Regions from separate parts of the Mus musculus genome. Here all the other regions are linked to region 1. Evidence: chromatin loops called from intact Hi-C (ENCODE). Cell type or tissue: heart. All regions are shown on one strand.

Region 1 (4,000 bases):
AAAAGACTAAACGCAGGTATCCGAGGTCCCGATGGACCGAGAAAGGTTTTTTTGTTTTTTTTTTTTTTTTTACAAAAAGCAGGTATCCATGGCCCCGATGGGCTAAGGAGAAGAAAAAAAGAATAAAAGCAGGTATCCACAGCCCAGATGGGCAAGTTTAGAAAAAAAAATAATAAGAAAAAAAAAGAATGAAAAGGCAGGTAAGTATCCAAAACCCCGTTGGGCATGGAATGGCGGGGAGGACACACAGGTATCCGTGGCCCCGATGGGCAAGAATATATAAACAATGAAAGAAAGGTAAGTCCACCATACACACACAAGTATCAACCAAAAGGCACAACAAAGAAATATTCCTTAAAAATGAAAAATTGACTGAAAATATTACAAATATCAAAAAGTATGGAGGACATGTCAAAAAAAAAATCTTACCAGAACATATCAAAACGTCAAAAATCTCGTGGAATTTTGATATGTTTTCTTAAATAAGCCATAAGGCTTGGTGGTAGGGGAACTAAAAATGTTCCCCCAAAGCTCCTTAGATGGAGAGAAACCACGGAAGAACCGCACATCCACGGGAAACGAGCAAACATGGCTGGAGCAAGCCGTTGCACGCCTTTAACTGATCCGCGGCGCTGAAGGCGGAGAGACCAGAAGAGGAGTGGCCACAAAGATTGCAATTCTGACATCTTATTGGACCTTTAGGTCTAACTATATTATAAAAAAATTAAAATGAATAAAGATGGAGGTACGTAAGCTCAGTGACATGACGCGTGAATTTCATTATTTTGCGCGATAATGAAGGATTATCCTATTTTACAGCTAAAAACGTTTATGTAGAACTTCCACATAAACATTAAATAATGTACATTAGGTCACACACCTGTCTATGCAAAATTTCAATATATCTTCTACTTGGACAAACCATGTATCGCTCCGCGTCTTGGACACTAGAAGTTCTTCTGCATTAGTTGGCGACCTCAGATGAGGAGAGGAAAGGGTAGAAATGCCTCACAAAATGGCTCCTTGGTTCCTAAATTATCAGAGTATTAGTTGTGACCGATTTGGTGGGCTTACGCTCATAGTTTTGGGTCATTGGCATCTTAGTCTTTCTCTGGGAACCTGGTGACTCCATACCTTGGGACAAAAACGCACTGAAGTACGTTACTCGCTAGCAGTAATGAAAAATAATTCCTAAATGCCAAAGCAAAGCCTGAGGGAATAATAGCTCATTGGTATCTTACTCGCCCCAGAGACACTGCTAACTTAAAAGAACTGTCAAATTTTGTTAACTGTCAAACTATGAATATCCACATGAAAGAGATCAGACACCCTGGGTATTAGAAAATCAAAGGATATTGTTGTCTCGTTGATTCACGCTGACAAATAATTCACAGTCTGTTCTAAGTTCCCTTTAGGCGTCCCATGAATAATAAAGGACACAAAATTGGTTTGCTTATGGACGATCAAAGTGCCAGCAATTCACTAATCTTACTATTGAGGTGGTTCAGGTAGGGATGGAAAAATATCTGCTACAAAATAAACTGTTTCAACAAAAGAAAAACAAATTAACAAGTAAATAAATGATGCACACAGACTGAATAAACCAGCAGGTGGCAGCATGAATCTTTCCAAGGCATCTGAAGCCAAACTTGGAGTGCAAAAGGATTCCTATCTGAATTGAGAAGTAAAGGTTACTTTGTCTAACTTTAGTTGACAGAGCGATCAGGATCAGAGTAACAAGCACACCAAAAGCATCACCAGTGAGAAGTCACATAGGACATATTAGGGAAAAAAGACCCAAGGAAGGGCTCTTCACAGCTAAGAGCACCTGGCTCCACGATGGATATGGCTTTGTATAAACGAGAACTTCTAAATGAGCTGTACAAAGAGAATTTAGAACTTGCGAGGTACTGGTCACAGATTATGCAAGCCAGTGTATCATTTTTGTGGGGATGCTAGAGAGAATCATCAAATTAAAGAGTTAAATTTAGTCTCTGTGTTTTACTTAGTCCCAATTCTTGCAAACCTCATCATTCTTTCTCACACCGTGTACATCAAGGTATGTCAGGTTTCGGGGACACTTTTTAGTCTTATCACAAGAAAGCATGAAGGGATATGTGCTAAAACTCAGTTCCTGGGCTGGAGAGATAGCTCAGTGGTTAGGAGTGCTGACTGCTCTTCCAGAGGGCCTGAGTTCAATTCTCAACAACTTCGTAGTGGCTCACAGTCATCTGTAGTGGGATCCGATATCTAACCTCTTCTGATGTATCTGAACAGTGACCGACAGTGTACTCACATTAAATAAATATTTTTCTAAAAAACACCTCCATTCCTGTACACTTAACTAGGTAATTTATTGCATATTCTTTGTTTGTTTGTTTGTTTTGTTTTTCAAGGCAGGTTTTCTCTGTATAGCCCCAGATGTCCTGGAACTCACTCTGTAGACCAGGCTGGCCTCGAAGTTAGAAATCCACCTGCCTCCACCTCCCAAGTGCTGGGATTAAAGGTGTGTGCCACCACTGCCTGCCTCATTGCATATTCTTAACATTAAGATTAAAAATGCACCTGGGGTAAAATAGTAATCTTGAGGAATTCTCCATGCAAATTCAAAGAGGAGAAGAAGGAAGAACAAGATGATGATGATAATGGGTCAAGAAACAAGGACCCACTACAAAGCAGCAAGAAACAGAAATGGGAGTTAAGAAATGGTCTTCCAATGTGCAGAGAGTAAGAGACTTTAGAACACTTGGTCCTAGATGAGATGTCTTCATCAAGCCCTTTCTTTCAATGCTCAGGCATCTATGAAGATAAGGAGTCAGAAAGACTGCAGTAAATGACTCCAAGAAAACACCATCCAGACAAAACAGCGCAGTTTTCGTTTTGTTTTTAAGAAAATGAATATGGATTTGGATGAGTGGGGAAGAGTTGGAGGAAGGAAAAATGATCAAAATAAATCATGAAAAATGGTTTGTTTTTTTAAAGGAAGGGATGTTCAATGACACTACTGGCTCTGTGAACAGAGAGAAAGTTGGAGCCACAACTATAGGTAGATCAGGCATCCAGTCTCTCCAGGAAATCTATATTTTTTTCAATTCTAACGTATATTGGGAGAGGGGTTGATCTGGTATAAAATGGTTGAAGAAACACTCCCAAGTTCATGAATCAACATAATATTGTCTAAGTTGCATCAAAAACCCATCTATGGATTTAGCGCTATACTCAGCAAAATTCTAATGACATTCACATAAATAGTTTTTAAAAATAGGTGACATGGTAAGTAGCTTATGCCTGTGAATCCCAGCCCTTGGGAGTTACAAGGATGATCAGAAATAGCCACATAGAGAATTGGAGACCAGATTGAGCTACATGACAAAGCTTCAAATGAATGAACAGGTTGCACCACAGCGTCAACATGCTACTGCTCATAGGTAGGCTTGTAAATTAGTGGGATAGAATAGAGGACCTGGAGACAGCCATCCACTACTCAACAAAGGTACAAACACCACATGTAAGAGACATACAGTCACTTGGCCAAGTGATCCTTAGCATAGTGGTACTATCTCACCCTATACAGAAATCAATCTACCAAAGATCATGTAAGAACAATGACTCCTACAGCCTCAGACATTTTATCACTAAGCCATCAGGAGCGGGGAGGAGGTGGCACTACTTTAGAAGAATTAGGAAGGACATAAGTCACTAGGGAGTGGGCTTTGAGGTTTCAGAAGCCCAAGCCAGGGCCGGTGGTTGGCTTTCTTCCTACTACCTGTGGAACCAGATGTCAAACTCCAGTACTATGTCTTCTTGAATGCTGACATGCTCCCTACCATGAAGACAATAGACTTTAACCCTAGAAAATATTAGAAAGCCCCTTTACAATGCTATCTCTTAAAGTGTGGTCAACCAGGTGGACGTGGTGCATGTCTTTAGTCCCCAGACCTAAGAAGTGATCAATTATGGTGCTTAAGACTGCTCTTAGATTACTCTTGAGATGCTTAAT
Region 2 (4,000 bases), 430 kb after region 1:
GCTAGAGAAAATACCCAAGGAGCTAAAGGGATCTGCAACCCTATAGGTGGAATAACATTATGAACTAACCAGTACCCGGGAGCTCTTGTCTTTAGCTGCATATGTATCAAAAGATGACCTAGTCGGCCATCACTGGAAAGAGAGGCCCATTGGACACACAAACTTTATATACCCCAGTACAGGGGAACGCCAGGGTCAAAAAGTGGGAATGGGTGGGTAGGGGAGTTGGGGGGAGGGTATGGGGGACTTTTGGGATAGCATTGGAAATGTAATTGAGGAAAATATGTAGTAAAAAAAAAAGAAAAGAAAAGAAAAAAAGCTTCCACTGGCCGTTCCCCCTACTCCACCTTCCCCCACCCAACCAGAGAGAGGTCTCTCCTATCCTCTCCCTAGCCACAAAAGCCAAAGACCTACAAAACACTTAGACAAAACCCCGCCAAACTCCATAGTCCCTTATCCCAAACAACAACTCTGTAATTTTCGTAACTCCCTTGCAAAAACAAACCCCACCTCCCATGCTACCCAGAACTACAATACAGAACTAGAATCCCAAAATACTCTAGCATTTCCACTAATATTAACCCTAATCTAACTAAACCGCTCAACTGCTATCCATTCCAGCCTCAGACTTAATAGAACTCAGGCAGGCAGTGAAGGAGGATGTTATCCAAGCACCCTGGACAAAATCTCTCCTACAGAGCCATATTGCCAAACTAAACATGCCCCAAGATTGGAGAGATATTTGCTGCTCCTCCCTGCCCGGCCCAAAGTGGGAGGCCCTATTTCAAGATGGATGTCGCCAACAGGTCAGATAAAATCGGGACTGAGGCGACACCCCATGGGGTTTGGATGAGCTCTGGCCAGGAAGACTTTTCCACTGGAGCACAGCAGGCAACACAGCCAGCATGGTATTATGAACAGGTCACCTCTGCAACCCAAACTTGGGACAGGCTCACCCCACTCTCAGATACAGAAGACCCAGCATCCTCCCTGCTTTCTCAGTCTCCCTGGGTTCTCAGCCTGGAGAACCCCCTATCAGATTTTATTCTCAGAACTAGAATGGGCCTAGAAAGAAAAATCCCCAGCCCCACAGCCAGAGATCTCCTTCTTAAAACCATTGTATGGGAAGGCATGACTCCTGAATCCAGATTAGCTTGCCAGGGTCTCTGGGAGGAGCATCACAATAGGAGGATTGTGACAACTCAAGATATAGGAACCACATCACACCACATCACATCCGTGGCTCAGGCATTTGTGGCAGCAGTAAAAATGGAAGGAATCTGCTTCAAATGTGGAGAGACGGAACACTGAAGAAATGAATGCCCACAAAACTCCCTTCCCATAATAGATCCTAATCCCCCTAAGAAAATTTGCCCCCCCCCCCCCCGTCCACCTCTGTTTCAGGAAAGGTCTCCACTGGAAAAGATATTGTACCTCCATATATGATAAGGATGTAAGCCATTGGAGCCTTTAAACTTCAAAGGATGCAGCCCTCAGCCCGAGTCCATAGAAGCCTTATGGGTGTCCAGCATCTCAGAAGGCCCCCACCCAAAATTAACCATTAAAATAGATATAAGCCATTCATGTTCCTTATTGATACTGGAGCAGACAAGACAATTTGAAGACATGAGATCTCATGAGACTGGCAACTGATCCCTGGGTCCCAGCTCCTAGGCATAGGGGGAACCGCTGATGCATTTGGAACTTCTCATGCATTTATCACTAAACAGGCTTGTAATGTGGGAGGACCCTGATGGAGCTACCGGCCTCATACGCCCCCTAGTGGCTCAAGCAGCCACCAGTCTTCTAGAAAGATAATGTCTTTCAAGCCCTAGAGGTAGTGCTTATCATCCAATCAGAAAGAGACCACATCAAGATAGAGGACATTACCTATAAAGTTGTACCCAAATCACCCCCAATTCTAGGGGGCCACTGTTAGATTTGATACCCCTACCTTGATTGGTTCTCTAGTGAAGCCATCTGGGTCCCACGGTTGCTTCTATCAAGGGAGAAGTTTAAAGTCCTCACACAGCTGATAGAAAAACCGCTTCCACCACAACACATCCACCCCTCCCACAGTCCATGGAACACCCTGTGTTTGCTATAAAAGAAAAGAGCTCAGGGGTATAGAGACTATTACAGGGGCAATTAACAAAACCAAGCGAGTCTGGGACTCTCCTCAAGGAGGGCTGCCCTGTGTCTCAGCCATCTCTGCCAATGTCCCCCTGTTAGCAATAGACATAAAAGACTGCTTTTTTCCATCCCTCTCCACCCCTGAGACTGCAAACACTTTGCATTCTCCGTTACCCCCCCCCCCCCCACATTAACATCTCTGGCCCAGCCTCACAATATGAATGGACTGTTCTCCCACAGGGAATGGCTAACAGTCCAACCACTTGTCAGGAGGCTGCAGCTACTGCATTAAAACCCTATTTAGACAAAGGACTCAATATCTATCATTACATGGACAATAGTTTAGTTTGGGGGGACTCTTCCACCTCTGCCTCCCAACTTAAGGAACAGCTAATACTTTCTATATCTGCCCTAGGACTCAAAATAGCCCTTCATAAAATTCAACTTATTCTGCCCATTGCATTTCAGATACAAAGATCTCCTTTACTTCAATAAGCCCCCTCATATCCACTCTTTTCTTACCTCAAAAATTAACTCTCGCCTCCGTCCAGAGCTTTTTGGGTAACCTTAACTGGCTTCAACCCTGGCTCCCCCTTTCCACAAGCTCCACTCAACCTTTCTTTAACCTTATAAAAGGAGATAAAAGGCCCTCCTCACCAAGAACACTGTCCCCCTGAAGCAATCCAAGGCTGTCAATGCAGCCTTAAAAGATGACTCTTGCTTGGTATGACCCAACAATACCCATACAGCTCTTTATCTTTAATTCCTCCTGTACTCCTGTGGGAGCCCTTTACCAACCCCAGGATGTGTTGGAATGGCTCCACACCCCAATGGGTGGTGCACCTTGAATTTTAAATGAGGTGGATGCACTCATTAGTATAATTAAAAGTGTCAGGGACAGAACCCTACAAACACTAGAAAAAGAACCTGACATTCTTGTCAACCCCTTTTCTACTCTCCAATATTCAATTTTTTAAAATGAGTTTTGGCACAATCTTGCTGATCTTTTTTTTTTTAAAGATTTATTTATTTTTTTATTTATATGAGTGCACTGTAGCTGTCTTCAGACACACCAGAAGAGGGCATCTGATCTCATTACAGATGGTTGTGAGCCTTCATATGATTACTGGGATTTGAACTCAGGATCTCTGGAAGAGCAAACAGTGCTCTTAAATGCTGAGCTATCTCTCCAGCCCCCCAATATTTAATGTTAATCAAAAATCACTCCCACTTTGCTGTCAGTTTAATAAGATTCCCAGGACGAATTGACACCCATTATTCTGCTGAAACCTGGGCCTTTGCTCTGTTGTGATGGCTGCCCCTCAAGTACTATTTTCAAAAAAGCCCATAGTTGGAGTCCCTCATTATCTACTAATGGGGGAAAGAGGGGAGCTTCAGCTTAACATACTACTCCCCTGGGATGAACCCCTATCCTAAAATTCAGAGAACTGCCCCACCACTCCCCCCAATACAAAGAATTATATGCTATCTATTTAGCTCTATGAGAAGTCAAGAGCCCTCATAACCTCTTTTCAGACAGTGTATATGCTGTCAATTTGCTCCCCTGGCTGTCAAGATCCTTTGTCAAACTAGATGCCAACCCACTTTCCACTCTACTCATCCAGGTCTCCACACTCCTACAGGAAAGAGACTCCCTCATCTACATCCAGCATGTCAGATCTCACAGTCCACTGCTAAGTCCAATATCTGAGAGAAATGCTCTTGCTGACCAAACAGCCTCAACAGTAACATTCACAGCTTCCATTGAGCAAGCAGACCAATTCCATCGCAGACACACACAAATATAAAGGAACTTCATGCCCACTTCCCTGACATCTCCCTTGCTCAACTCCAAAGGATAATCCCT
Region 3 (4,000 bases), 190 kb after region 1:
CCTTGAATATAATTATTGTTGAAAAGTTTTTTTTGTTATTGTTGTTGAAAGGTAGAACAACATGTTGAAATAAAATCTTCCAGTGTCAGGCTCCTCACAAAAACACCAATTTAAATAACTTTTTAAAGCATAATAATACTTTCTTCTGAAGACCTGGGGCAACTGGGAGAAATTGAAGAAAGTGGGAATGACACAGTTGCACAGACTACGACTTCCCTTCACCAACTACAAGCAGTTCAGGATTGAGAACCAAGTAGTTGTGGAAGGAAAATCTATGGGCTCACTGTGGCTATGTCTAGTACAGGGCAGAATCTTATGGTCTCTGACTCCAGACTTGTGGCCACTGATTTGGTCTCTACTTCCATATTCCTAGCAGACCCCGAAACCCCAACAGGATAAATTTCTAGACTCAGTCCACTACTGGCTGTAGCATGGCCCAGGTGTCTGTCTCGGGGCTGTACTGGTCTTTATGGATATAAGTTTTAGGTGATATCCACTTCATTGTCAGTCTGTCAGCCAAGAAAGTATCCGTCACCTAATTCCCCCATAGCATACAGACAGCTCTCTCTACTGGTTACCAAGAGTCAGGGGAGGATCAAATACAGGTTTCAAATGCATGACAGGTCAAACCAGTCATAGTGAAACCCCAAGACAGAGACTGGCCTCCAAGATTCTATGTTGGTGCCTGTGATAGAACCTCTGGATCGTACCCTGCTGTCAGGAAATGATTCTTAGCCAGGGTGTGATGAGCTTGCTTTATATCATCACTGGTCAACTGGAGGATCACCAGGCCACAAACAACTTGGTCTTGTCCCCATGCTGGTCCTGGCTTTTGCTTTGCTTTGCTTTGCTTTGCTTTGCTTTGCTTTGTTTTGTTTTGTTTTGTTTTGTTTTGTTTTGTTTTGTTTTGTTTTGTTTTGTTTTGTTGAGACAGAGTTTCTCTGTGTTACAAAACCCTGGCTATCCTGAACTCCCTTATGTAGACCAGGCTGGCAGTTTGGCCTCAAACTCACAGAGTTCCATCTGCCTCTGCTTCCCAAGGGCTGTTTACTAAAGGTGTGTGCCATCACACCTGGCTATAATTTTTTATTTTATCTATCTATCTATCTATCTATCTATCTATCTATCTATCTATCTATCTATCTTGGTGGTTGGCAGGTCTCACTAATATTTTGTGTATGGTTTTTCTGGGGTGTCTGGATATGTGATTGTACACATGTGTGCCTGAGACCCACAGAAACTATAACAGGACATTGAATCCACTTTAACTGGAATTACAGATGGGTATGAGCTATTTTGTGAGCATCAAGAATTGAATGAGTGCTCTTAGCCCCTGAGCTAAGAGCACTGGCTATAGCTTTTCATATGATCCATCAAAGTCTTTTTGGGACTTCATTTCTTCCCCAACACCAGGTAGTACAGTATAAAGAGAGTTATTGTCCTCTCTGAGTAAGGGCAGGTAATTAGGTGAAAGAGATGGCCTAGGGGTTGAATTCTGACTCAGCAGAGTGAGGCACACCCTTTGACCAAACTTCCGAGTTTGCCTTGGATGCTGACCCACAGGAAACTTGAGTTTAGGTTGCCATCTAGTGAAGAAAGAGTAGCAATGACCGGAGGCTTGAAAAACATCATGAGGCTTGCTTGGACTCTATGGAAGGAAAGTAAGAAACAAAGCTAGACTGCAAATAATTTTTTAAGTGGAACCCAATCTTTCAAACAGACATGAATGAACATATGCTCACAAGTATTAAGCACATTCAGAAAATCATTACCCACATAATGGACAAAAGAAGGGACTATAAACTGACCATAAACTGGTAGAGAATGTTTAGTTCTGTTCTAGGAATAAGATAATGTCAGACATTTCCCCAAATTTTGGAAATGATGGGGGTGGGGGAGACATAAACAGAACAATAACAAACAAGTGAATTTGATTTGTATTAAAAAATCTCCCATCAAAGAGAAGCCTAGGAAAGATAATATTCTAACAAATATTTGAAGGATGAACACTTCTGAAATTATTGCAATGTTCTGAAAGAGAGAATTATTCTATACTTATAAGACCAGAATTACAGCAGGGCAGTGGTGGCACATGCCTTTAATCTCAGCACTTGGGAGGCAGAGGCAGGCGGATTTCTGAGTTCGAGGCCAGCCTGGTCTACAGAGTAAGTTCCAGGACAGCTAGGGCTACACAGAGAAACCCTGCCTTGAAAAAACAAAAACAAGCACAAACAAACAAAAAAGACCAGAGTTACTCTAATGCTGAAAGCAGATAAGATCACAACAAAATGAAATGAAGCAGCAGTGGCCCTTATTGCTCAAGTCTGACAACCTCAATTCAGTCCTCAGACCCCTGGAAGGAGAGACCTGACTCCTCAAAGATGGCCTCTGACCACTACATGCATATTCTCTCCCTCCCTCCCTCCCTCCCTCCCTCCCTCCCTCCCTCCCTCCCTCCCTCCCTCCCTCCCTCCTTCTCTCCCTCTCTCCCTCCCTCTTCCTCTCTCCTATCTGTCTCCTGCCTGCCTGTCTGTCTCTCTGTCACAAATACATACACATACTAATAAGTAAATAAAAAGGAAAACAAGAAAATAATCAGCTGAATGAATTAAGGGAAACAATATAGGATATAAAAGAAGAATTCGATAAATGGATAAAGGTTCTGAAAAAAGGAAGCAAATCTTCAAAATGTAAAGCTCATTAAATCAAATAAGAAAGTCATTCGAAAGCCCTATATCTAATAGACTAGAAGCTCAAAAGAAAGACTATCAGCGCTTGATGACATCATTCAGACACTTCAAGAAAAAAATTATGAACAGAACATATCTGATCCATGGGACATGTTGACAAAACTAAAACTATGGAGAAAACCATCTTTTTGCTGAAATAATAGCAGGGAATTTCCCAAACTTCGGAAGGACATGGCCATCCAGGTACAGAAGTCATTCAGTAGCACAGTCGTGACCACAGAAGAGCCTCTGCACACCATATCAGGGGTCAGCTCGCAGAAGTGCAGAATGAAGGAGAAAATATATGAAAAACTTCAAGGAGCACCTGGGGCCTACAAAAGCAAACCCATATAAAGAAAGGAGAGCTGTCAGGGAGGGGTTGGTGTGATCTAGGGAGGTTTACCCACCGAGAGAGGGAGAGAACTTTGGAAAAAATCAGCCCTGGATTCTCAGTAACAGACATTTTAAAGATAAATAAAAAGGGGGAAAGGAGACAAAAGTTGTACAGAGCTACAGCTGAGACTCAGAAGAATTGTCTTCTCTTGGCACTTGACTGGAACTGCCACAGGATGCCATTTTACAGAGACCCTTTCAAAGTCAGTGGCCAGAGCAAATGTCATGGGACGACAAGCAGACACAGGGCCAGCAGAATTCCACTCCACTTTGGAGGAAGAAATTCCGAGTCCAAACAGTATTTATTTATTTATTTATTTATTTATTTATTTATTTATTTATAATTTGGTTTTTCGAGACAGGGTTTCTCTGTGTAGCTCTGGCTGCCCTGAAACTCACTCTGTAGACCAGGCTGGCCTCGAACTCAGAAATCCACCTGCCTCTGCCTCCCAAGTGCTGAAATTAAAGACGTGTGCCACCACTGCCCAGCTCAAACAGTATTTAGTAAGGCGAAGACTTGATCAGAGTCAGAGTTTTCATGAGAACACAGATACAGATTATAAATGGAGTGCCTGTTTTCCAGAGGTGGCGCCAACATTCACAACAAGACTCCTGAAGGACTGCCAGCAGATGTGACCTGCATCTGTGACACAACCCATTGATGGGACGAGCATCTGTGAAGAAACCTCACAAAGGAGCATACAGGGGTGTAAGAGGGCTCCAACATCCTCAGGAATGTTGTCAGAGTTCAGACTACAATCAGCAATGAAGCAGACTCTACACCTTCATCCACCTCCCTCTGACTTGAGTGCTGCGATTGAAGGGGTGTCCCACCATACCTGGAAACTAACTTTCTTTCTTTCTTTCTTTCTTTCTTT
Region 4 (4,000 bases), 510 kb after region 1:
ACTCTAAAGACGCTCTGAGACAAAAATCTCACTTGAGATGTCTGGCCAGGCCTTCTTGCAGTCCTCTCAGTCTCTAAGTTAAAAAAAAAAAACCCAAGATCTCTGCTTTTTCCTCATATCATTTAGCCAAGTAAATTCAAATTTAAGAAATTTCCTAAAGAAACAAATGGGGAACCGGGCTGTGGTGGCATACACCTTTAATCCCAGCATTCAGGAGGCAGAAGCAGGCTGATCTCTGTGAGTATGAGGCCAGCCTGCTCTACAGAGCAAGTTCTAGGATAGCCAAGGCTACACACAGAACCCCTGGCTTGAAAAACCAACCCTCCCAAAAGAATCTAGGTTCGTTTTTCCACATGCAGCTATCCAATTTGACCAGCATCTTTGGTGAAGATGCTGTTTTCTCTACAGCATGCACTTTGGGCTACTTTGTCAAAAATTAGGTGTCTGTAGGTGTTGGAATTAGGTCTCTGTTCTCAGTTCCATTCCACTGATCAATGTGTCTGTATTTATGACAATACTATGCTGATTTTATTACTAAAGCTCGTCAGTACAGCTTAAAAACAGAAATGATGAGACTTTCTAGCAGCTGTTGTATTGTTCGGGATTGTTTTGGCTAACAGATGGTTTTTGTTTCCATAAGAAGCTTAAGATTGTTGTTTCAATTTCTGTGAAGAATTGTGTTGGGATTTTGATGGGGTATTGCATCATCTATAGATTAACGTGAGACGGCCATTTTTACAATATTGGTCCTACCAATCTACAAACATAGTGAGTCTTTCCATCTTCTAGTGTCTTATTCAATGTCTTCTCAATGTTATGGATCCATTATTATATAAGCTTTCCCCCTGCTTAGTGTAAAATTTGAATAATATTATTTTTCCTATTTATTTCTTAGTATGTTTGTCATTGTGTATATATATGTGTGTATGAAAATTACTGATTTTTGTGTGTTAATTTTGTATCCTGCTATTTTACCGAAGGTGTTTATCAGGTATAGAAGTTCACTGGTGGAATCTTTAGGGTCGTTTAGGTATAATATACTGTCTGCATAGTTTCTTTGATCCCAAATACTTCCTTTTGGGGCCTTTGCTCTCTCGCTCTTGTTTTATAGCTTTAGACAACACTTCAAGCACTATACCGCACAGGTATGAAGATAGGAGATATCCTTGTCTTGTTCCTGGTTTCAGTAGGAATCCTTTTCATTTAGAATGATGCTGGCCCTGGTCTTGTAAACTGCCTTTATTATATTGACTTATATTCCTGTATCCCTAGCTTCTCTAACACTTTCATCATGAAGAGGTTTTGGATTTTGTCAAAGGCCTTTCCTGCATCTGATCATGTGGTTCCTGTCTTTCAGTATGTTTATGTAGTGGATTATGTTTACTGATTTGCATATATTGAACCATCCCTGAATCTCTGGGATGAGCTTGAGCAAATGAATAATCCTTTCGATGTGCTCTTGAATTTAGATTGCATTACATCCGTGTTCATAAAATGTTTTGGTCTATACTTTTTCTTTCTTTCTTTTTACTGAGTCTTTTTTTTCCGGTTTTGGTATCAGGGTAATTATGGCTTCATAGAAAGACTTTAGAAATGTTTTTTGTTTTGTGTTTTGCATAACATTGAGGAGTATTGCCATTAGGGCTTATTTGAAAGTCTGATGGAGGGGCTGGTGAGATGACTCAGCGGTTAAGAGCACTGACTGCTCTTCCAGAGGTCCTGAGTTCAATTTCCAGCAATCACATGGTGACTCATGACTGGGGATCTGGTGCCCTCTTCTGGCATGCAGGTGTATATTCAGAATAACACTCATACATTAAATAAATAGGTAAATAAATAAAAATGTTAAAAATCAGATGGAATTCTGTGTTAAATGCATCCCACTCTGGCCTTTTTCAGTTGGGAGAGTTTTTCAAAAATCTATTTTTTAAAAATATCTCATTAGCTATTATGAACCTATTTAAATTATTTGCTTATTTAAAAAAAATTATTCTCTTGTACATGACATTCCCACCTCTGTTTCCCTTCCATCCACTCTTCCTAGTCCCTCTCCCGACCATTCCTTGCCCTCAGATCCACTCCTCTTGTGTTTCCCTTCAGAAAACAGCAGGCTTCCCAGGGATATCCACCAAACATGGCACATCAAAACAGCAGGCTTCCCAGGGATATCCACCAAACATGGCACATCAAAACAGCAGGCTTCCCAGGGATATCCACCAAACATGGCACATCAAAACAGCAGGCTTCCCAGGGATATCCACCAAACATGGCACATCAAAACAGCAGGCTTCCCAGGGATATCCACCAAACATGGCACATCAAAACAGCAGGCTTCCCAGGGATATCCACCAAACATGGCACATCAAAACAGCAGGCTTCCCAGGGATATCCACCAAACATGGCACATCAAAACAGCAGGCTTCCCAGGGATATCCACCAAACATGGCACATCAAAACAGCAGGCTTCCCAGGGATATCCACCAAACATGGCACATCAAGTTTCAGCAAGACTTGACACAAACCCTCATATCAAAGCTGGGTAAGGCAACCCAGTAGGAGGAAAAGGATCCCAAACTCAGGCAAAAAAAGTCAGAGACACCCCCAACTCTCACTGTTCGGAGTCTCACAAGAACGCCAAGCTACTCAATCGTAACATATATGCAAAGGACCTAGGTCAGACCTGTACAGGCTCTTTGTTCAGTTCCCATGAGGCCCGATTAGTTGATTCTATGGGTAATACTTTCCTGGTGTCCTCAACTGCTCTGACTTCTACAATCCTTCCTCCTTCTCTTATGCTGAGGTTCCCATGGCTCCATCTAGTATTTGTCTGTGGGCTTTTGTATCGGCTTCCACCAGTTGCTGGATGACACCCCTCTGCTGCTAATTGTGCTAGGCACTGATCTACGAGTATAGTAGAGTATTATAAGGAATTATTTCATTGACTTTTTTTATTTTTTGCTGGTCCTGTTCGGTTCTATCCTGGGTCTCAGGCTGTCCTGCCTCTGGTTCCTGGCCATCCAGGAAGTATGAGGCGTGGGCTCCCTCTTGTGGTCTTGGTCTGACGTTGGACCAGTCATTGGCTGGTCACTCCCCTCAAGTTCTACCTCACCTTTACCCCAGCGCGTTTTGCGGGCAGGATAGATTGTAGGTCGAAGGTTTGGTGTCTGGGTTGATGTCGCAGTCCCTTGCTTGGTTATAAAAGATGGCCAGTTTAGACTCCATATCCCGCATTACTAGAAGTCTTCACTAGGGTCACCCTCATAGATTCCAGAGAATTTCCACTAGGTTTCTATATTGAGTACTGGGAGAGACAACTGGATAACATATAAAAGTCAAAGGGAAATCAGGTCTGATATTTTCTCTTCCACTCAATCCAGCTTGTTAATGAGGTTTTCCTTTGATCTCATTATCTATCTATCTATCTATCTATCTATCTATCTATCTATCTATCGAGACACCCTCTCTGGGAATTTGCTATGTAGATCAGGCTGGCCTATAACTCACAGAGATCATCCTGCCTCTGTCTCCCAAGTTCTGAGACTAAAGTTGTGCACCACCAGATCTGGAATGTCCTAAGATTTATTTTTGATTTTTATTTCATATCTACTTTTTTCTTTTTTCTTTCTTTCTTTCTTTCTTTCTTTCTTTCTTTCTTTCTTTCTTTTTTCTTTTTTCTTTTTTTTCTTTTTTTTTTTTTTTTGGTTGGGGGTGTTTTGAGACAGGGTTTCTCTGTATAGCCCTGGCTGTCCTGGCACTCACTTTGTAGACCAGGCTGGCCTCGAAATCAGAAATCTGCCTGCCTCTGTCTCCTGAGTGCTGGGATTAAAGGCAAAGAGTCTATTATTACATTCTATTTTCACATCTTAAATTTTTATTTATTTATTATTTCATTCAACTATGTTTTCACCATTTTCATTTAGACATTTATTTATATCCTCTTTGAGCCCTTGAAGTGTAAGGACTTCAAAATAGCATTTACAAACACATATTCAAAGTGCTT
Region 5 (4,000 bases), 450 kb after region 1:
TATTTTTATCTTTCTTCTCTGCTCCTGCTTTTCTCACTATGTTGTCTCCATTATCCACCCCCTGCTATTCTCCCCTCTCTCGTGGATAACCATGTCCATGTCCAGTTTGCTGGCCCTGTTCAGTCTACTTTATCTCTCTGCTCTAGACTCCTCCAGATGTCCCCTGGCTGTACTCTTCCTCATATCTACAATAAAAACATTCCCTCAACCATACCTTGGAGTGGCCATCTCCTCAACTTATACATCTGAGAGCTACAATAATAACCTTTTTGGCAAGCTATGCCCACTGAAGAAATACTAACAAGAATGCTATAGAGGTATCCAACTACTTTCTGAGTAAATTTAATACCTGCTACATGAGAGAGATCCCATACCTAACTGTTGATGAGGCTAAGAACATGTATTTATATAGGTCAAGAGTCCTAAGGGGAGCTGGAGAGATGGCTCAGTGGTTAAGAGCACTGACTCTTCTTCCTGAGTTCCTGAGTTCAATTTCCAGCAACCACATGGTAGTTCACAACCATCTGCAATGAGATCTGTGCCCTCTTCCGGTGTGTCTGAAGACAGCTACAGTCTACTCATATACATAAAATAAATAAAATGTTTAAAATGTTTTTAAAAGTTTTAAAAATTAAAAAATGAGTCCTAAGGGGAAACTTACTAGTATTATTCTGGTAAGTGAGCATAGCATGAAAATGGCTTCTAATGGATCAGAGGATCTCTCATCTCCCATCAATAAGCCTCTTCTTGTAGCAGATAGCAATAAACACAGAAACCCACAACCGGTCGACATGCAGAGAATAAAAGACTTACAAGTGCTCATTAAATAGGATTTCTACATTACACCTATCCCCTTGAGGCTCAGGGATCATTGAAGAGGAAGGATGCAAAGATGGTAAGAACCAAATGTGGTAGATGACTTTGGGGGGGGGCTGGACAGAACAAAGCAGATATATGTATTAACCCACAGAGATTGTGATAGTATACAGAAGTTCAAGCCAGAAAAATATCCTAGCTTAGAGATGGAGGGGGGAGTTGGCCTGAAGTCTTACTCGTAGATGAAAAACTATTGGTATTTGATAACTGCTGGGGAGAGAATCTGCTTTATTTAATGCTGGGACTTCCAGTAGTTCAACTATACTTCATGGCAGCCTCTACACCCAACAGTAGTTGGCCAAAATGAACATGACTCCAGGGTTTTTAGGAGAGAGAACATGAAGGTGAATAGGTAGGGAACATAAAGGGAGGTAGGGGTGGATCTAGGAGGAGTCTGTCTTAGGAGTATATTACCTACTTCTTTAAATTGTACTTCATGCCAGGAAAAATGATGTACGTCTTTAATCCCAGCACTCTCTGGATATATAGGCAAGGATCTCTGAGTTTGAGGCTAGCTTGGTCTACAGAATGAGTTCCAGGACAGGAAGAGCTACACAGAGGAACTCTGTTTTGAAAATATAAGGAATTTAAATTAAATGTTGAATCCTAAAATGAATCCCTCTTAAAGGTTTTATACAACTAGTGACACTGTCTGAAATGTACTTGTTAATATTAAATGCAATACTGTATAGTTTCTATTCTATAGTATAGAAAATCTAAATTATCTGAAAATCATTTCAAAAACTGCAGTTATAAATTTAAGAAGACACTGATTCTATAAAAGATATATATATAATTGCACAAAAAATTCTTTTGCTCTAGTTATTCTCAATAAATAATAGAGGAATAGGCAAAAAGAGACTACCCAGCTCTTTTGGTTTCTTAGCTAGGCAAGCCTGCCCCCTAGAGGTACAGTAAATAAAAGCCAGAGTAAGAATTTCCTGCTAGTGAGAAGCTTGTTTAATTTTTTATTGTGATAATAGATTCCTTGATCTGAGAATGTCCTCAGTGCTGACAGGAAAAGATCACCCGAATCATATTACACTAAAAGAACAAATAACCGTGCTGTTGTGCACACGAATCACATGAACCAACTTCCTTAGGAAAGCAAAGAACCCTGGGAAGAGAAATCAAAAGCCTAGGGCACTAGGTCTTAATCCAGCAGCCCTGCAGCCATCCTCTGGACGCTTCCACCTGGACATAGAAAAGGATAGCTAAGGGAGGGGCAGTGCTTTTTCCATAGTGTCATTCGGCGGCGTTTGTGTCAGATATGTCTTCTAACCCCAATTTGCTATTCAGCAGTTCCTGAAGTTGGAGCACTCTAGTCCCATTCATGTTTAAGGCACTCCAAACACCTCGTTTCAGAATAAACTCTGTTTTTAAACTTTTTTAAAAGAGTTATTTATTTATTTTATGTATATGAGTACACTGTAGCTGTACAGGTGGTTGTGAACCTTCATGTGGTTGTTAGCAATTGAATTTTAGGACCTCCGCTCACTCAGTTCCTGCTCCCTCCGGCCCAAAGATTATTTATTATTATACATAAGTACACTGTAGCTGTCTTCAGACACACCAGAAGAGGGCGTCAGATCTCATTACAGATGGTTGTGAGCCACCATGTGGTTGCTGGGATTTGACCCCAGGACCTTTGGAAGAGCAGTCAGTGCTCTTACCTACTGAGCCATCTCACCAGCCCCAGAATAAACTCTTACCTCTTCTCCCTGACCTGTGAAACCTCACAAACTGCCACCCCCCCTTTAGATTTTATTGATTTTCCTCTTCAGTCCACTCCCCTTTCTTCCTTCCAATTAGAGAGTCAAGCTCATTCCCAGAGGCATAGATGTCTTGTCTCCTTGGATTCGGTTAGATATCAACTTATGTCAGTTCAAAAAAGGACCCATTTCAGTCACAATAATATCACATTTTATTTTCCTTACCTCACTGTCTGAGTTTGTACTTACAATTGTATTATCTCACTTGCTGCAGTAGAAATGCCTTATATTGAAGGCAAAGGCCTCTGTTTGGTTGTTTTGTTTGTTTTGTTTTTCACCATATTACTCTCTGCACCAGTGACAGTTCTGGGAACTTACATTCCAAATATTTGTTTGTTTTTGAGACAAAGTCTCATGAAGTTGATTATATAACCAAAGATGACCTTGAACCCTTCTTGATCCTCTTGACTCCAGTGTTTCAAATGCCGAGATTATAGGTGCATACCACCATGCTTAGATCTCAAATGTTTTTTTCAAGATCAATAATTTCAGGGAGACATGTTGCTTAACCTTTAATTTTATTTTACTGATAGAGTACAAATATTCAATTGCCTCCATATTATTATGAGTGTTTTTTAAATGGCTGCGAAAAGACCCAATAGCTAACACACAAGTATGTGATACATTTCAGGACATGGCTCATTTACCAACCAAGCCCCATCTCTCTGGCTCCCTTTCTCAATCAAGGCCACTCAGGAAGTTCTCCTTCAATAGTAGTAAGATGACTCTGTCTTGAGGTGGTGAATGGAAAGAGTATCTGCTTTACATCATAGAATGTTCTCTATAGAACTCTTGTGGGTAGATATTCAAGTCATCTCCAAAGGCGTCAGCTGGGAATCCCATCACTCAGGTTTCCAGGATCAAAACTTACATGTTTCTGTTGATTTATTAAGAGGGAGTCTTTACTATGTAGCCTTAGACTGCCCTAAATTTGCAATCCTCCTCCTTCAACTTCCAAGTGCTAGAATTACAATGGTATGCTGCCATAAAACATGATCCCATGATCTGGGTCTAAAACTGGCATTATTTTATCGGGCATTAGAGCCTAAACTAGGCAAATGGATAATGTATGCTAGACAATTACTTTTTAATTTTAATTTTAATTTTATTTCATATATGTGAGTACACTGTCACTGTCTTCAGACACACCAAAAGAGGGCATCAGATCCCATTACAGATGGTTGTGAGACACCATGTGGTTGCTGGGAATTGAACTCAGGACCTCTGGAAGAGCAAAAAGCCAGTGCTCTTAACCACTGAGCCATCTCTACAGCCCAACGTTTTTAAAATTAATTATTCCATTCATTTACATATCAAATGATATTCCCCTTCCCAGTTACCCTTCCACAACC
Region 6 (4,000 bases), 360 kb after region 1:
TTTATTTATTTATTTATTTATTTATTTATTATTCCTGTTGATTACATCTTAAATGATAGCATGCGCGCGCGCTCACACACACACACACACACACACACACACTCACACACAAATGTGCCCATGCATACTCATAGTAGTGGAAAGATTAAGAGGACACTGGAAATGGCATGGGTCTTTTGAAACCTCAAAGCTGTCTCCCAAGGACAAATCTCCATCAGTAGCATACCTTTTAACTTTTCTCATGCAGTGTTATCAACTGGGGACCAAGAATTTAAACATGTGAGCATATGAGGGTTGTACTCACTCAATCTACTACACTTAAAAAAACTCAAAGAAAAATAAACATGCAATAAAAAAAAACTCAATAACTCAGAAAATTTATGGGAAACCTAACAAGTAAAATGGATCAAGTAAAAGACAGATTATCAGGACTTGAAGATAAAGTAGAGGACTTGAATTGTTCAATCAAAGATTATGAAAAAATGTAAAACACATGAAAGAAATATGCAGGAACTTTGAGACAGTATAAAAATTCAATCCACAAATTATAGGCATAAAAGAATCACAGGTTGAAGACACAGATCAGATTTTCAGCGTGATAGTGGAAGAAAACTTCCCCAAATTAAGGACAGACATCTCTGTGCTGGGTAGTTTTATGTCAACCTCATACAAGCTAAAATCATATGAGAGGAGTTAACTTGAATTAAGGAAAACACCTACATAAGATCAGGCTGTAAGAAAGCCTGTAGAGCATTTTCTTGATGTTGGAGGGCCCAGCCCATTGAAGGTGGTGCCATCCCTGGCTGGTGGTCCTGGGTTCTATAAGAAAGCAGGCTGAGCAAGTTATGGAATGCAAACCAGTAAGCATCCTCCTCCATGGCCTCTGCATCAGCTCCTGCCTCCAGGTTCCTGCCTGTTTGGGTTCTTGTCCTGATTTTCTTTGATGTGGGAGCATAAGTTATATAAGCCCTTTCTTTTCCAAGTTGTTTTGGTCATGGTTTTTCATCACAGCAATAACAACTCAAAGATACTATTCATGATATGATACAAGACAGATACAAGAAGCACATCGGACACCAATTAGACAGGACCCAAAATGAAGCTTCCCATGGTGTACTATATTTAAAATGCTGAATATACAGAACAAGGAGAGAACATTGAAAACTGCAAAAGAAAAATTACAAGTCACACACAAAGGAAAAGCCATCAGCATAACAGCTGACTTCTCCATGGACACTTAAAGCCTGAAGGACCTGAAGCAATGTACTCCAATTTCTAAAAGACCCTAGATGCCAACCTAGACTATTGTACTCCATAAATCTACCGGCCATAGTTGAAGAAGAAAGAAAAACTTTCCATCATACAAATAGTCCTGAGAATTCATGTCCATCAAACCAGCAAGACAGAGAGTACTAGAAGTATGTTTCAGACTAAAGAGGGGAGTAATAATAGTGAAGAGGCAACAGAAAGAAAACAAACAAAACTATAATTACCAGACTATACATTGAGACTAAGTACAAAAGCAGCAAAAACAAGAGGGCAATCAACATCCTCCTTTAAAACAACAACATTAACTATTAATGTCCTTAACTTTTTAATCAAAAGACACAGGTTGGGGGCTGGAGAGATAGATAGCTCAACAGTCAAGAGCACTTATGGCTCTTAGACACAATGTGTGCTGCTTGGCATTGTGGAGATGGCTCAACTAGACAAGGTTCTGGGGAAATCACCACACTGGGCTGGTACATGATCTAAGGTTGCAGTTTTAATGTAAAGAAAACATCTACATCCTAAATACATCCTCCATATAGCATTTAAACATTCAAAAGTTTCCCCCTAGATTGTTTCCAAGGTCCCCTAGGGGCAATAGTCAAGGCTTTATATCAAAACTAGTAGATCTTGCTAGCTGTGGTTGCTATATTTATAACACTAGCACTCAGAAGACTGAGGCAAGATGGTCAGGAGCTTAAGTCTAACCTGGGCTACAAAGTGCTATAGTATGACCCTGACCCAGCTCTCCCCTAGAAAACAACCCCTGAATTTATTGAGTATTCTTTTGGCCTGAGAAGTAACTGGATGATTCTGTTTACATCAGTCAATTTGAAGATCTGCCTGTTCTTCTGTAGCCCACTCCAGGCTCCAAGATAAGGTTATAAAGAAAAATTAAGAAACTTCCACTCAAAGTCAGTCTTAAAGATGTGCTTGAGGGTAATAGTCTCCAGCATCTAGCTGCCACCTGGTGGTCATGGATATGGATAGAGTGTTCTTTTTTTCATGGCTTGCCATCCATGCAGGGCTTCCAGTTTCAAAGTAACCGTGTTTCTCACCAAGTCTAAGAGAGTGTGGATTGGTGGAAGGTTGGAGGCATAAGGGGAAAGAAGTCGATGAAGCTAATAAGTTTTTGCTGTATTTTAATTTATTTTTTATTGAAAATAGATTCTCCTCCATTATTATACATCCTAATCACAGATTCCCCTAGCTCCACTCCGCCCAGCTCCCCCAACCTCCCCTTTCTCCCAGACTCACCCCCCTCCAGTTTTCCTTCAGAAAAGAGCAGATCTCCAATAAACAAGCAATCAAGCCACCGATGTATGAGCTTAGCCGAGTATCATTAGGAATCATTTCATTGTTTTTGTTGTTGCTGCTGTTTGTTTGTTTGTTTGTTTGTTTGCCAGTCATAACTGGTTCTACCCTAGGTTTCTGGGCTATTCACTCTCCTATTCCTGGCCATCCTGGTAGAGTCTGGCATGGGCTCTTTCTTGAGGCTTTTTCATCAAGTTAAATCAGACATCAGTTGGCCACTCTCACAAGTTCTGCATCACCATTGCCCCAGCACATCTTGCAGGCAGGACAGAATTTTGTGGCTGGGTTGGTGTCCAGGTTTCTCTTTCTGTAGCCTGCAGAGTACCTGCACTTGCCAAAGAAACTAGAACATAGGGGTTGAAGGATCTGTGCAGGCAGCAGCTTGACGACTCTAAGTTCAATGAGCTGTGTGGATGTTGTCCTCAGCAATCCTGTCCCCACCCCATCCCACCCCCACCTCCATCCGCACCCCTGCTGTCAGTTTTCAGAGAGCAACTTAGTATCAGGCCAGGTTGTTTAGGTATCTCTATGGGTGCCCCCAGGCCAGTAACTAAACAAAATGCAGCCCAGTCCCGCCACTGGAAGCCATGCCTGGCTACAAAAGATGATCAGTTTAGATTCCATATTCCCCCATTACTAGAAGTTCTCACTAGGGTCATCCCTATAGGTTCCAAGAGATTTGACTGAACTAGCCTTTCCACATCAACCTCCCCCACCCAGCCAATGCTCCCAGTTCCAGCTGTCCCTCCATGAAGAAAATAAATGTTGCTTTATGATAAGTCAGTATTGTGCTGTTTTCAAACACCTGTTCACCATGTGGCGGTGCCCTAAATCATCACTGACACAAGTTGTTCTTGCCTGAGCAATTCAAACCTTACTGTCAAAAAATTACAGTATGGGCCTCAACCTGTCTGCAGGCTCCCTCAAGAACTGGCACAAAGGCTTTTCTTTGTTTTGTGTGACTCAGAATATTCACAGACCTTGAGTGTCCTTGAGGGAGAGGCTGTTCTTAACAGTAGTTAAAGACTGCTGTATCCTTGGGAATAATGATAGGACAGCAGAGAAGATTCAAAACAACAATAAAAGACAGATGTAAAATGTCCATAAAAGAAGTTGGGGCAGTAGATATGTATAGAAATGATTTTGAAAATCTCTTATGCAATCAGAGAAGCAATACAGCTACATACACGCATAGAATAGGACACATTCTTAGATGCTCTAAGAACATCCAAACTTTTCACCTTGGGTTAGCTTATAGGTTCTACATACATAGGATGTGAAAGCTAAGGCAGAGTTATAAATCAATTACAATACAAAGTTCATATGTGAAGATTAAAAAAGTGTTGTCTTCTACCTCTTAGCTTTTTTCTTGACAACAAATCTAAATCCATGTTTGAATAATACTGTACTACTTTGT

The links. A loop is a pair of places that touch in the nucleus more often than their neighbours do. Peaks named below come from ENCODE experiments on the same cell type or tissue, not always from the same donor. Only the 100,000 strongest peaks of a DNase experiment are listed, where the experiment ranks them.
Region 2: a loop joins it to region 1, with 2.9 times the contacts of the local background. A loop is called at or near these places in 7 of 42 quality-filtered maps.
Region 3: a loop joins it to region 1, with 5 times the contacts of the local background. A loop is called at or near these places in 16 of 42 quality-filtered maps.
Region 4: it touches region 1 in a loop (2.9-fold over the local background); 17 of 42 quality-filtered maps call a loop at or near these places.
Region 5: it touches region 1 in a loop (4-fold over the local background); 16 of 42 quality-filtered maps call a loop at or near these places.
Region 6: a loop joins it to region 1, with 8 times the contacts of the local background. A loop is called at or near these places in 13 of 42 quality-filtered maps.

The regions. Positions count from the first base shown.
Region 1 is chrX:103,482,629-103,486,628 of GRCm38, forward strand. Xist (inactive X specific transcripts) reads right to left here and starts at 605. Exons shown (of 8, transcript NR_001570.2): 1 at 1-605. It also overlaps Tsix and the pseudogene Gm14861. In heart, a CTCF peak has its summit at 1,599 (motif pointing right); no DNase peak of the experiment used is centred here; H3K4me3 peaks cover 956 bases; H3K27ac peaks cover 65 bases.
Region 2 is chrX:103,913,236-103,917,235 of GRCm38, forward strand. No RefSeq gene overlaps it. Among named protein-coding and RNA genes, the nearest start is that of Rlim, 66 kb to the right of the region's middle. In heart, a CTCF peak has its summit at 1,785 (motif pointing left); no DNase peak of the experiment used is centred here; H3K27me3 peaks cover 2,356 bases.
Region 3 is chrX:103,673,326-103,677,325 of GRCm38, forward strand. No RefSeq gene overlaps it. Among named protein-coding and RNA genes, the nearest start is that of Gm53059, 19 kb to the right of the region's middle. In heart, a CTCF peak has its summit at 1,593 (motif pointing left); no DNase peak of the experiment used is centred here; H3K27me3 peaks cover 579 bases.
Region 4 is chrX:103,988,855-103,992,854 of GRCm38, forward strand. No RefSeq gene overlaps it. Among named protein-coding and RNA genes, the nearest start is that of Rlim, 9.6 kb to the left of the region's middle. In heart, CTCF peaks have their summits at 1,780 (motif pointing left) and 3,050 (motif pointing left); no DNase peak of the experiment used is centred here; H3K27me3 peaks cover 954 bases.
Region 5 is chrX:103,935,753-103,939,752 of GRCm38, forward strand. No RefSeq gene overlaps it. Among named protein-coding and RNA genes, the nearest start is that of Rlim, 44 kb to the right of the region's middle. In heart, a CTCF peak has its summit at 1,779 (motif pointing left); no DNase peak of the experiment used is centred here.
Region 6 is chrX:103,843,222-103,847,221 of GRCm38, forward strand. No RefSeq gene overlaps it. Among named protein-coding and RNA genes, the nearest start is that of Slc16a2, 23 kb to the left of the region's middle. In heart, a CTCF peak has its summit at 2,231 (motif pointing left); no DNase peak of the experiment used is centred here; H3K27me3 peaks cover 1,188 bases.